Regions from separate parts of the Homo sapiens genome. Here region 1 is linked to region 2. A link is a contact called in ENCODE Hi-C or POLR2A ChIA-PET data. All regions are on one chromosome and are shown on one strand. Each heading gives the region's core, a stretch centred on a gene start or an enhancer-like site at or near the end of the contact. The rest is flanking DNA. Distances are from core to core; before and after follow the strand shown.

What was found. Hi-C counts contacts between places; a loop is a spot of excess contacts on that map. ChIA-PET counts read pairs that join two places held with the same protein, here RNA polymerase II (POLR2A). Pooled maps may share reads with other maps.
Region 1: a loop to region 2 is called in a pooled map, with 2.2 times the contacts of the local background. The contact joins the promoter of PCP4L1 here to the promoter of PPOX in region 2. A Hi-C loop is called at or near these places in 1 of 50 pooled maps. POLR2A ChIA-PET finds 5 or more read pairs at or near these places in 4 of 52 experiments (HEK293 and WTC11).

Annotation. Positions count from the first base shown.
Region 1 is chr1:161,256,939-161,260,554 of GRCh38, forward strand. PCP4L1 (Purkinje cell protein 4 like 1) reads left to right here and starts at 1,807. Exons shown (of 3, transcript NM_001102566.2): 1 at 1,807-2,045. The coding sequence starts at 2,037. RefSeq lists an enhancer at 2,175-2,675.
Region 2 is chr1:161,162,518-161,168,904 of GRCh38, forward strand. It overlaps PPOX (protoporphyrinogen oxidase), which reads left to right and starts at 3,909. Exons shown (of 13, transcript NM_001122764.3): 1 at 3,909-4,155; 2 at 4,323-4,417; 3 at 4,583-4,717; 4 at 4,854-4,969; 5 at 5,478-5,610; 6 at 5,915-6,059. The coding sequence starts at 4,331. It overlaps USP21 (ubiquitin specific peptidase 21), which reads left to right. Exons shown (of 14, transcript NM_001014443.3): 6 at 98-209; 7 at 402-557; 8 at 1,038-1,102; 9 at 1,361-1,464; 10 at 1,647-1,733; 11 at 2,017-2,095; 12 at 2,318-2,425; 13 at 2,512-2,626; 14 at 2,840-3,206. The coding sequence ends at 2,930. RefSeq lists an enhancer at 4,964-5,627.

The sequences.
Region 1 (3,616 bases), core at 557-3,056, 92 kb after region 2:
CAGGGATAGTACGAGACTCCGCCCGGTGTTTATGGGAAGAGGCTTCTGAAATCAGACAAAGCCTTTCAAACCCTTAGACCAACCTTCAGAGTTAGGCGACATGGCTTCTCCCCTTTCTAGGTCCTGTGACAGCCATCTTGCTATTACTCGCCTTTGGGCCTTGTATTTTTAACCTCTTTGTCAAATTTGTTTCCTCCAGGATCAATGCCATCAAGCTACAGATGGTCTTACAAATGGAACCCCAAACGAGCTCAACTAACAACTTCTACCGAGGACCCCTGGACCAACCCACTGACCCTTTGGCTGGCCTAGAGAGTTTCCCTCTGGAGGATACTACCACTGCAGGGCCCCTTCGCCCCCATCCAGCAGGAAGTAGCTAGAGTGGTCATCGCCCAATTTCCAACAGCAGCTGGGGTGTCCTGTTTAGAGGGGAGATTGAGAGGTGAAGCCAGCTGGACTTCTGGGTCAGGTGGGGACTTGGAGAACTTTTCTGTCTTACAAGAGGATTGTAAAATGTGCCAATTAGCACTCTGTAGCTAGGATTGTAAAACGCACCAATCAGCACTCTGTAGCTAGCTAGAGGTTTGTAAAATGAACCAATCAGCACTCTGTAAAATGGACCAAACAGCAGGACATGGGCGGTGACCCCAGGAAATAAAAGCTGGCCACCCCAGCCAGCAGCAGCAACGTGCTCGGGTCCCCTTCCATGCTGTGGAAGCTTTGTTCTTTCGCTCTTCACAATACATCTTGCTGCTGCTCACTCGCTCACTGACTCACTCTTTGTGTCCGTGCCACCTTTAAGAGCTGTAACACTCACTGCAAAAATTCCCAGCTTCATTCTGGAAGTCAGCGAGACCAAGAACCCACCAGAAGGAACCAACTCCAGACACAGTAGGATTTGATGAATCCTAAAATGTCTTCCAACTCCTGAGATCTATGATCTTCCACATCAAACAGGCACTTCACAATTTCCCTGTTCTTTGCCAAAGAAAGCTGTCCATTTGCTCCAGTCTCTCTCTCATTCTGTCTCTCTCTCTCTTCCCCCAGCCTTCCTCCCTCTCTTGTGCTATTCTCTGGTCCAGGGTTCTGTTCTTTTTTTTTTTTTTTTTTTTGAGACGGAGTCTTTCTCTGTCACCCAGGCTGGAGTGCAGTGGCGCGATCTCGGCTCACTGCAAGCTCCACCTCCCGGGTTCACGCCATTCTCCTGCCTCAATCTCCCGAGTAGCTGGGATTACAGTCGCCTGCCACCACGCTTGGCTAATTTTTTGTATTTTTAGTAGAGACTGGGTTTCACCGTGTTAGCCAGGATGGTCTCGATCTCCTGACCTTGTGATCTGCCCGCCTCGGCCTCCCAAAGTGCTGGAATTACAGGCTTGAGCCACCGCGCCCGACCTCCAGGGTGCTATTCTACTAGGAAATCTTAATCTGCAACATCTCTTGGCTTTACCCCTTTCATTCACTGTTTCCTGTTTTCCGTGTACCCTCTTGATTTCTTTCCAGGCCTTCTCTTTCTCAGACTCACACACTCCTTCCATTCCACTCCCCACCTTGCCTTCTTCGTGTACATCTCCTTTCTCCCTCTCTTTCTTTGCTCCCCCTACTTCATTTTCCGTCCCCGCATCCCCCGATGGTCTCCCCCTCCTTCCCGCTCTCTGTCTTACCCTAGTTTGGAAATGCAGCAGACCTCTAAACCTGCCAGCATTGGATGCAAGAGGCTGTCATTCTACGGTAGGAGGAGCTTCTATTGGTCGGGCTGGAGGCGGGTACCGAGCTGAGTATAAAAGGTGGGGCCGGAGGCGGCGAGCTGAGCGGCTCTGACAGGACGGGTCGCAGGGGGTCGCCTGGCCGGAGCTGGGCTCCGAGAATCCCGGGTGCCAGCACCAGAGCAGCGGCTCTCCGCACTAACTCTCCTCTCCTGGTCAGCTGTAACCCCTGCCGCAGAGCCCGGCAACTTTCAGCTGTCGCCCGCGGAGCCCCGAGGGCCACTCGCCTCACCTGTGCGTGCAGCGCCTCGCGCGCCCTGTCCGGCTGCGGAGATGAGCGAGGTGAGCGGTGCGGCCCCCGGCGCTGTCGGCAGGGCTGCGGCGGGGAGGGTGCTGCGGCTCGGGATCCCAGGGAGGCGAGGGAGAGCGAGGCAGACCGGAGCCGCGAAGAACCCTCCAGGGGCGCCCCACTGCCCTCCTAGGAAAGCTCCCACCTCGGGGCGCTGGGAAACGATTGGAAGACGGGGTGCTTTCAGTCTCCCTACTGTGGACGGCGCTTTTGGGGGTAATTGGAATCGGCTGTAGAGTCCGGAAGCGGGGATGCTGAGCTCTCAGGTGGTAGGTCATCCCCTCTGGATACTGCCCCCTGCATCTGTCTTACTGCCCGAGATTATTCTGGCTCCCCTTACCCCCCTCACTTCGCTTCTGTCCTCTCTCTCCTAGGGATGTAAGGCACTCACATTCCTTCTGTAGCATCTAACAAGAACTCCATCCCTGGCCCCCGGGGAGGGCCACTGTGCCCCTTTTAGAAAGGTGGCATCCTGCCCTCCACTCATTCAGTCAGGAACGTTGGAGGGACGTGTTCCGGTATTTAGAAGCCCCTGCCAGTTGCTGGGGAGATTTCCCCTTCAAGAATAGACCTCCCTCTGCAGTGCTTGTTACAAACTAGGTCTTCCGGCAGGCTCTGTGGTGTTCACCGTGGCCAGACCCAGGCCATTAACTGATTTACTGTTTTCAAAGAACACTGTTCATGGGGTGGGGGAGTGGGGGGTCAAAGCAGAGACTTTGGAAAGACGTCTCCTATTGTCTATTTGTAGGCACAGTCTCATCTCCAGAAACAAGGATCAGCCTTTCCAAGTGAAGTCAGTCTGGTTAGTGGCATCACAAGCTTGCCCTCTGCAACCTCTTTCCTAGTACCCACATCGTTGTGTTAAATCCAACTCCTCTGCTATATGTCAGATATGTATGTAGGCCAGCTACTTACCTGTGATGTAGCCTTAGGCAAAGTACAAAACCTTTGTTTCATTTTTTGTCTGTAAAATGGGGATAATACTGGTTGTTGTAATAATTAAATGAGATAATATATGCCAAATACTTGAAACAGGACCTGGCACTCAATCTATATTAGCTATTATCTTTCTGTTTCTTTTTTCTTCCTCTCCCATTAGAGTATTACAGAAATTTAACAGAAGAATTCCCAAAGACATTAGATTACTGAAGGAATAGGACCCTGGAGCCTGGGTTCCAGTTTAGATACTAAAAATGAAGATCTCTATGACTCCTACCAAAAGTTGTCACCCAGGGAGCTAATTAGTGCCAACTGCTGTGTTGTCTTGGTTGCCGTGTTCACTAATTTTATCCTGGAAAATTCGGCTAGTCTGGGGGCTGCAGATGAACCAAAGTGGTTTCCAGTCCCTCAGCTGGTTGTGACTCTGATGATGGCAATCTTTCAGAAAGAAAAGAAAAAAACGCATCAACCTCCTCTTTCACCTCTAATGTGGGAAGAGAGGTTTTCTTTGCCCCTTTTCACTGAGGTCTAGGGTTCATACTACTCCTCCCACCCCGAGCATTTCTAAATCTGAAAGTTGTAATCCAAGCCATCCCCTGGGAGTTTGTGATCTGAAGGCTATGCC
Region 2 (6,387 bases), core at 2,659-5,158:
ACTTTCCTAAAGGTTATTTTCTACCCTCTGAGCCACCTTTTGCTTGCCTCTTCCAGACATTAACCTTTGTTTGCCTTCCCCACTCCCATCCCAACAGCCTTTGCAGATGTGATTGGTGCCCTCTGGCACCCTGACTCCTGCGAAGCTGTGAATCCTACTCGATTCCGAGCTGTCTTCCAGAAATATGTTCCCTCCTTCTCTGGATACAGGTGGGAGAGCTGGAGGCTATGGGATTTCTCTCTGGCCATGTCTGGGGGTAGGGCCAAGCAAGGGCCCTGGCAGCATTGTTCTGAGCCTTGAGATGTTCTTCATCCAGGAAGTGGGGACCAATATCTGGGCAGGGAATAGTGTCTGTGGACTAGGAGAGGAGTCAGTTGCCCATACTCTTTGTCTGGCTGTAGCCAGCAGGATGCCCAAGAGTTCCTGAAGCTCCTCATGGAGCGGCTACACCTTGAAATCAACCGCCGAGGCCGCCGGGCTCCACCGATACTTGCCAATGGTCCAGTTCCCTCTCCACCCCGCCGAGGAGGGGCTCTGCTAGAAGAACCTGAGTTAAGGTAAGGGTCGTTCCCTCTACCTCCTTTCCCCGTAGTTTATCAGCATCATTCACACTTCATAGAACTAAACTAGTAAAGATTGAAGATGTAGGGTCCAGGGAAACCCTTTAGTATAGAAAATAGTATGAGAAGCAACATAGAAGTAGAAGGAAGGAAGGAAGAGGGGGAGTCTAAGGGAGCAGATGGAGGCAGAAGATCATGCTAGGGATGTCACCAAATTGAAGAAGGGGATAATTCATTTACAGGTAGAGGAAGACAGCATATTCTTCCCTTATGTACATTCCTTTCTTTTCCTCTCACCTCGGATTTCCCTAGAAAGTTCATTGAGGCATTATTCTTTTGACTTTTCCTTGAAATTTAGGGAAGGAGCAGGGGTGTGGATGGGGAGTAGGGCTCTGTAGGTTGTTTCAGTGGGTGTTGGGGGTGCCCAGTGTTCCTGCTGTCTCATGGGTGCTCCCCACTTCCTTTGATCTGTGGTAGTGATGATGACCGAGCCAACCTAATGTGGAAACGTTACCTGGAGCGAGAGGACAGCAAGATTGTGGGTATGGAATGGGGCAAAGCAATGAGGGAAAATTAGTGTGTGAGGGGGGTACAGGCTTGGGGGGAAAAATCGATACTATCAAGGGGTATGGGAACAAGACTGGATGATGCAAATGTGAAGCTGTGTGAAGAGTTGATTAGGAGTGTTGGTAGTGGGAAAGGAAGGGTCAAGCAAAGGGGCAGGAAGAGATGGAAATCCAAGAAATCATCTCATAACATCCAACAATGACCTTTTCTCCTGTCCCTGTGCTTCTGTCTAGACCTGTTTGTGGGCCAGTTGAAAAGTTGTCTCAAGTGCCAGGCCTGTGGGTATCGCTCCACGACCTTCGAGGTTTTTTGTGACCTGTCCCTGCCCATCCCCAAGGTGGGATTCCAGAGGATTCCGGGGTGGACAGGACAGGGGCTCTGTGACCCAAGCCTACCCACCCCCAGAGTGTGGGCGGGAACCCTGTGGGTTTCTGGAGCAGAACTGAAGCCTGGATTGATTGAGAAGAGTTGGAAAAGGAAATTCAGAACATGTTGACCTTTCTTCCCCTTTTCCCCCAGAAAGGATTTGCTGGGGGCAAGGTGTCTCTGCGGGATTGTTTCAACCTTTTCACTAAGGAAGAAGAGCTAGAGTCGGAGAATGCCCCAGTATGTGGAGGTTCACAAGGGATACAGTAAGGGTGGGAGACCTGGGGGGACTCCATGTGGATAAAAGGGATTGCATGATGTCTTCATATGGGGAATAATATTTATGTATCTGGGTTTGTGTTGGAGTCTCAGATCTGTTCTAGTACTCCTAGAGCAAAGGGGAGAAGCCAAGAGGATCCAGCTGTAATGAAGAGCATACTAAATTTGTATGTGGATCGGGGTGTCAGAAAAGCCAATTGAGGTTAGGAGCATATTAACCTAACACTGTTTGCCATTTATTCAGGTGTGTGACCGATGTCGGCAGAAAACTCGAAGTACCAAAAAGTTGACAGTACAAAGATTCCCTCGAATCCTCGTGCTCCATATCCTAATCTTCAGATTCTTACTTCTCTTAGGATACCTCCCATACATTCTCTTTCCTCCATGTTTCCAGAGAATTGAATTTTCCTTAGGAAAAGTCTGCCACCCACTTTTCCACAAGATGCTCCCAGTGTGTCGGGAGTGGGGAGAGGACAGCTTTCAGGATAGAAGAAGTTCCCCTCAGAGGCCCACTGCCTCCCAAATGCTCCTTAACCAGGGCTTAGATCTGAATCGATTTTCTGCCTCCCGAGGCTCCATCAAAAAAAGTTCAGTAGGTGTAGACTTTCCACTGCAGCGACTGAGCCTAGGGGACTTTGCCAGTGACAAAGCCGGTGAGTCTGGTGGGGAAAGTCCTAAGGAGCCAAAGGAGTGGGGGCACAGCTCTGATTATAGAACTTGATCATCTCCAACCCCGCAGGAAGTCCTGTATACCAGCTGTATGCCCTTTGCAACCACTCAGGCAGCGTCCACTATGGCCACTACACAGCCCTGTGCCGGTGCCAGACTGGTTGGCATGTCTACAATGACTCTCGGTGAGAATAGCCTCCTATTTACATCCTGCCCCATTCCCACTCAGCCCTGACACCCTCCCCTTCTATGAAGCTCCAGGAGAGCAGAGTGCCAGGTGAAAGGAGAGGTGGAGGTCTTGCCTGATCATTTCCTGGATGCTCTGAGGTTCGGTCTTGTAGGGAGAAGGGAGTAAACAGGAATGACCACAACCCTTTCCCGATCTCCTTTTTTCCTAGTGTCTCCCCTGTCAGTGAAAACCAGGTGGCATCCAGCGAGGGCTACGTGCTGTTCTACCAACTGATGCAGGAGCCACCCCGGTGCCTGTGACACCTCTAAGCTCTGGCACCTGTGAAGCCCTTTAAACACCCTTAAGCCCCAGGCTCCCCGTTTACCTCAGAGACGTCTATTTTTGTGTCTTTTTAATCGGGGAGGGGGGAGGGGGTGGTTGTAGCTCCATTATTTTTTTTATTAAAAAATACCCTTCCACCTGGAGGCTCCCTTGTCTCCCAGCCCCATGTACAAAGCTCACCAAGCCCCTGCCCATGTACAGCCCCCAGACCCTCTGCAATATCACTTTTTGTGAATAAATTTATTAAGAAAAAATGATGTGCTTATTTGTATTTTTGCTTAGGGGGTGATAGAGAACTGAGCCAAATTGGAGTCTTCTTGGGACCCAAGTTCCCTCTCTAACAGGTGGGGGCGCTCTCAGAGCCGAGGGGGAAGGTTTCGGGGATGGTGCTGGACCCGGACCTGTGTCCCCCAGCAGTGAAGGTTATGTACTGGGAGGAAAAGAGGAAAGGCATACTTGAGTGAGGCTGCGTGCAGGCTCTGGGGCGACTGGTTTGGTCGGCGATGGGGGAGTGCCACTGTTGACAAACACTGGGTACGTTGCCGGGCGGCCCTAGCTCCCGTAGGCCCGGTCTGTTGCTAACATCAAGGAGCTGTTTATGGAGCCGCCTCCCCGTGGACTGGCCTTAAGTGTCCCTATCTATTCTCCCTACGACCAAAGCTCCTGCGGCCTTCCCTCTAGGGTTGTCACCCTAGCTGGACCTGGTAAGCTTGTGCTGGGGAACGCTAACTCCAGCATTAAGCGCTCGCCGCCTCGGTCCTGAGGAGGGCAGTGACGGGTACGGCCGCTCACTCCCAGCTCGGCGCTAACACGGTTAACCTCCAGCTCTTACAGCTGCCGTCGCTCCGCCTCTGCCAGTTCAATGTTTTATTGGTGAACGTGATCCGGGGCCTTCCAAGTCCCGCCAATCCAGATGTAGGAGAGGTAGGGTTAGGCGCGTGCCGCGAGAACAGAGTGGACGGAGCGTAGGAGAGACCGAAAAGGCTGGGGGTGGGAGTAGCGGATTTGAAGCACTTGTTGGCCTACAGAGGTGTGGCAAGCAGAGCACCTCAGAACTCAGGCGTACTGCCCGCCGCCCGAGCCCTGCGAGGGCCGATAGCGAGGGTGTGGCCCTTATCTGCACCCAGCAGAGCGCCGGCGGGGTACGGTCTTAGGACCTCGATCTCCTTCTCCCTCATTTTCTCTCATCCCTACCTATTGTGGGTGAGTCCTGGCCCCTGGACGGGGACCTCGCTGTTCCACCAGCCCATCCGTGCACACTTAGTTTCCCCTAAAGCAGTGAGTGGCCGGGATAGAACTCAAAACCGGCGGGGCTTCTGGAGCGCAGGTTGTCCCCGGTCTGCCTGTCCATATCGCCCCCTTTCCCCCAGGTTTCCGCATGGGCCGGACCGTGGTCGTGCTGGGCGGAGGCATCAGCGGCTTGGCCGCCAGTTACCACCTGAGCCGGGCCCCCTGCCCCCCTAAGGTGAGTGCTCCACTTGTGCCAGAGGGAGCTTCATTTAATGCTCTTCCCATTTCCATCAAAAGCTAGATGGATCCTGGCCCTCTGAATATGCCTCTTCCCCTCCCCTCCTGACCTCTCGCCGGCGGCTACAGGCGGTGCTGCAGTGTCTCTCCCTCTTGTCGCCAGGTGGTCCTAGTGGAGAGCAGTGAGCGTCTGGGAGGCTGGATTCGCTCCGTTCGAGGCCCTAATGGTGCTATCTTTGAGCTTGGACCTCGGGGAATTAGGCCAGCGGGAGCCCTAGGGGCCCGGACCTTGCTCCTGGTGAGAGGCTTGTGGGATGTCTAGGAGAGGTTGTGGAGGGGGCTTCCATTGGGGAATAGAGTTTAGGGGAGGAAGTATGTTTGGTGGGTCAGATCTTCCCTTAGTTTCTCCTCTTCTGAGGGCATGTGGAGAGCAGGTTTCTGAGCTTGGCTTGGATTCAGAAGTGCTGCCTGTCCGGGGAGACCACCCAGCTGCCCAGAACAGGTTCCTCTACGTGGGCGGTGCCCTGCATGCCCTACCCACTGGCCTCAGGTAACACCAGCACCTCCGCTCCTTTTACTGTGCCCTCATCCTCATATGCCTTCCATTTCTTTCTTCTTTTCTTTTTTTTTTTTTTTTTTTTTTTTTTTGAGACGGAGTATCGCTCTCGCCCAGGATGGAGTGCAATGGCGCGATCTTGGCTCACTGCAACTTCCGCCTTTCGGGTTCAAGCGATTCTCCTGCCTCAGCCTCCCGAGTAGCTGGGACTACAGGTGCCTACCACCACGTCTGGCTAGTTTTTGTATTTTTAGTAGAGATGGGGTTTCACCATATTGGCCAGGCTGGTCTTGAACTCCTGACCTTGTGATCCGCCCGCCTCGGCCTGCCAAAGTGCTGGGATTACAGGCGTGAGCCACCACGCCCGACCTGCCTTCCATTTCTTCATCTCCCTGTCAGCCTTCCCAGCAAAAGGAAGCCAAATGAGTGGAAATGACCCCAGCGCCTGGAGCTGGGGAGGTATGTCAGGAGCTTCCCCCTCACTATGCCTTTCTCCATGCAGGGGGCTACTCCGCCCTTCACCCCCCTTCTCCAAACCTCTGTTTTGGGCTGGGCTGAGGGAGCTGACCAAGCCCCGGGGCAAAGAGCCTGATGAGACTGTGCACAGTTTTGCCCAGCGCCGCCTTGGACCTGAGGTGACACTTGCCCAGAGGCCCCAAACCTCTTCCCTCCTAAACCAGCTGCAGAGCTCCCTGTTCAAATCTACCACCTAGGGGCTCTTCTGTATCATTTGGGGATGCCCTCTTCTCTTCATACCCCACCCCCTCATAATTCCCAAAACTCATTATTGGGAGTGAAGGCCTTCATTTCCATCCGTCACAGTGGGAATGTCCCCCAACCCAAACCCTATCCCACCCTCATTCCCTACCAAATAGGGGCTGTGGAAATCAGTCAGTGTAGATTATTTTTTCGCTCCTTAGTCCTAGTCTCACCCTTAAGGTGGCGTCTCTAGCCATGGACAGTCTCTGCCGTGGAGTGTTTGCAGGCAACAGCCGTGAGCTCAGCATCAGGTCCTGCTTTCCCAGTCTCTTCCAAGCTGAGCAAACCCATCGTTCCATATTACTGGGCCTGCTGCTGGGGGCAGGTGAGGGGGGATTGATTCAGAGGGTGAAAATATTAAGTACTGCCAAAGTGAGGGAGTGGGGACAAGGGGTGCTATTCAATGATTCTTTTTTTCTTTTTTGAGACGGAGTCTTGCTCTGCTGCCTAGGCTGGAGTGCAGTGGTGCAATCTCAGATCGGCTCGCTGCAACCTCCGCCTCCCAGATTCAAGCAATTCTCCTGCCTCAGCCTCTTAAGTAGCTGGGATTACAAACATGTGCCACCACTCCCAGCTAATCTTTGTATTTTTTTGTAGAGATGCAGTTTCACTATGTTGGCCAGGCTGGTCTCAAACTCCTGACCTCAAGTGAT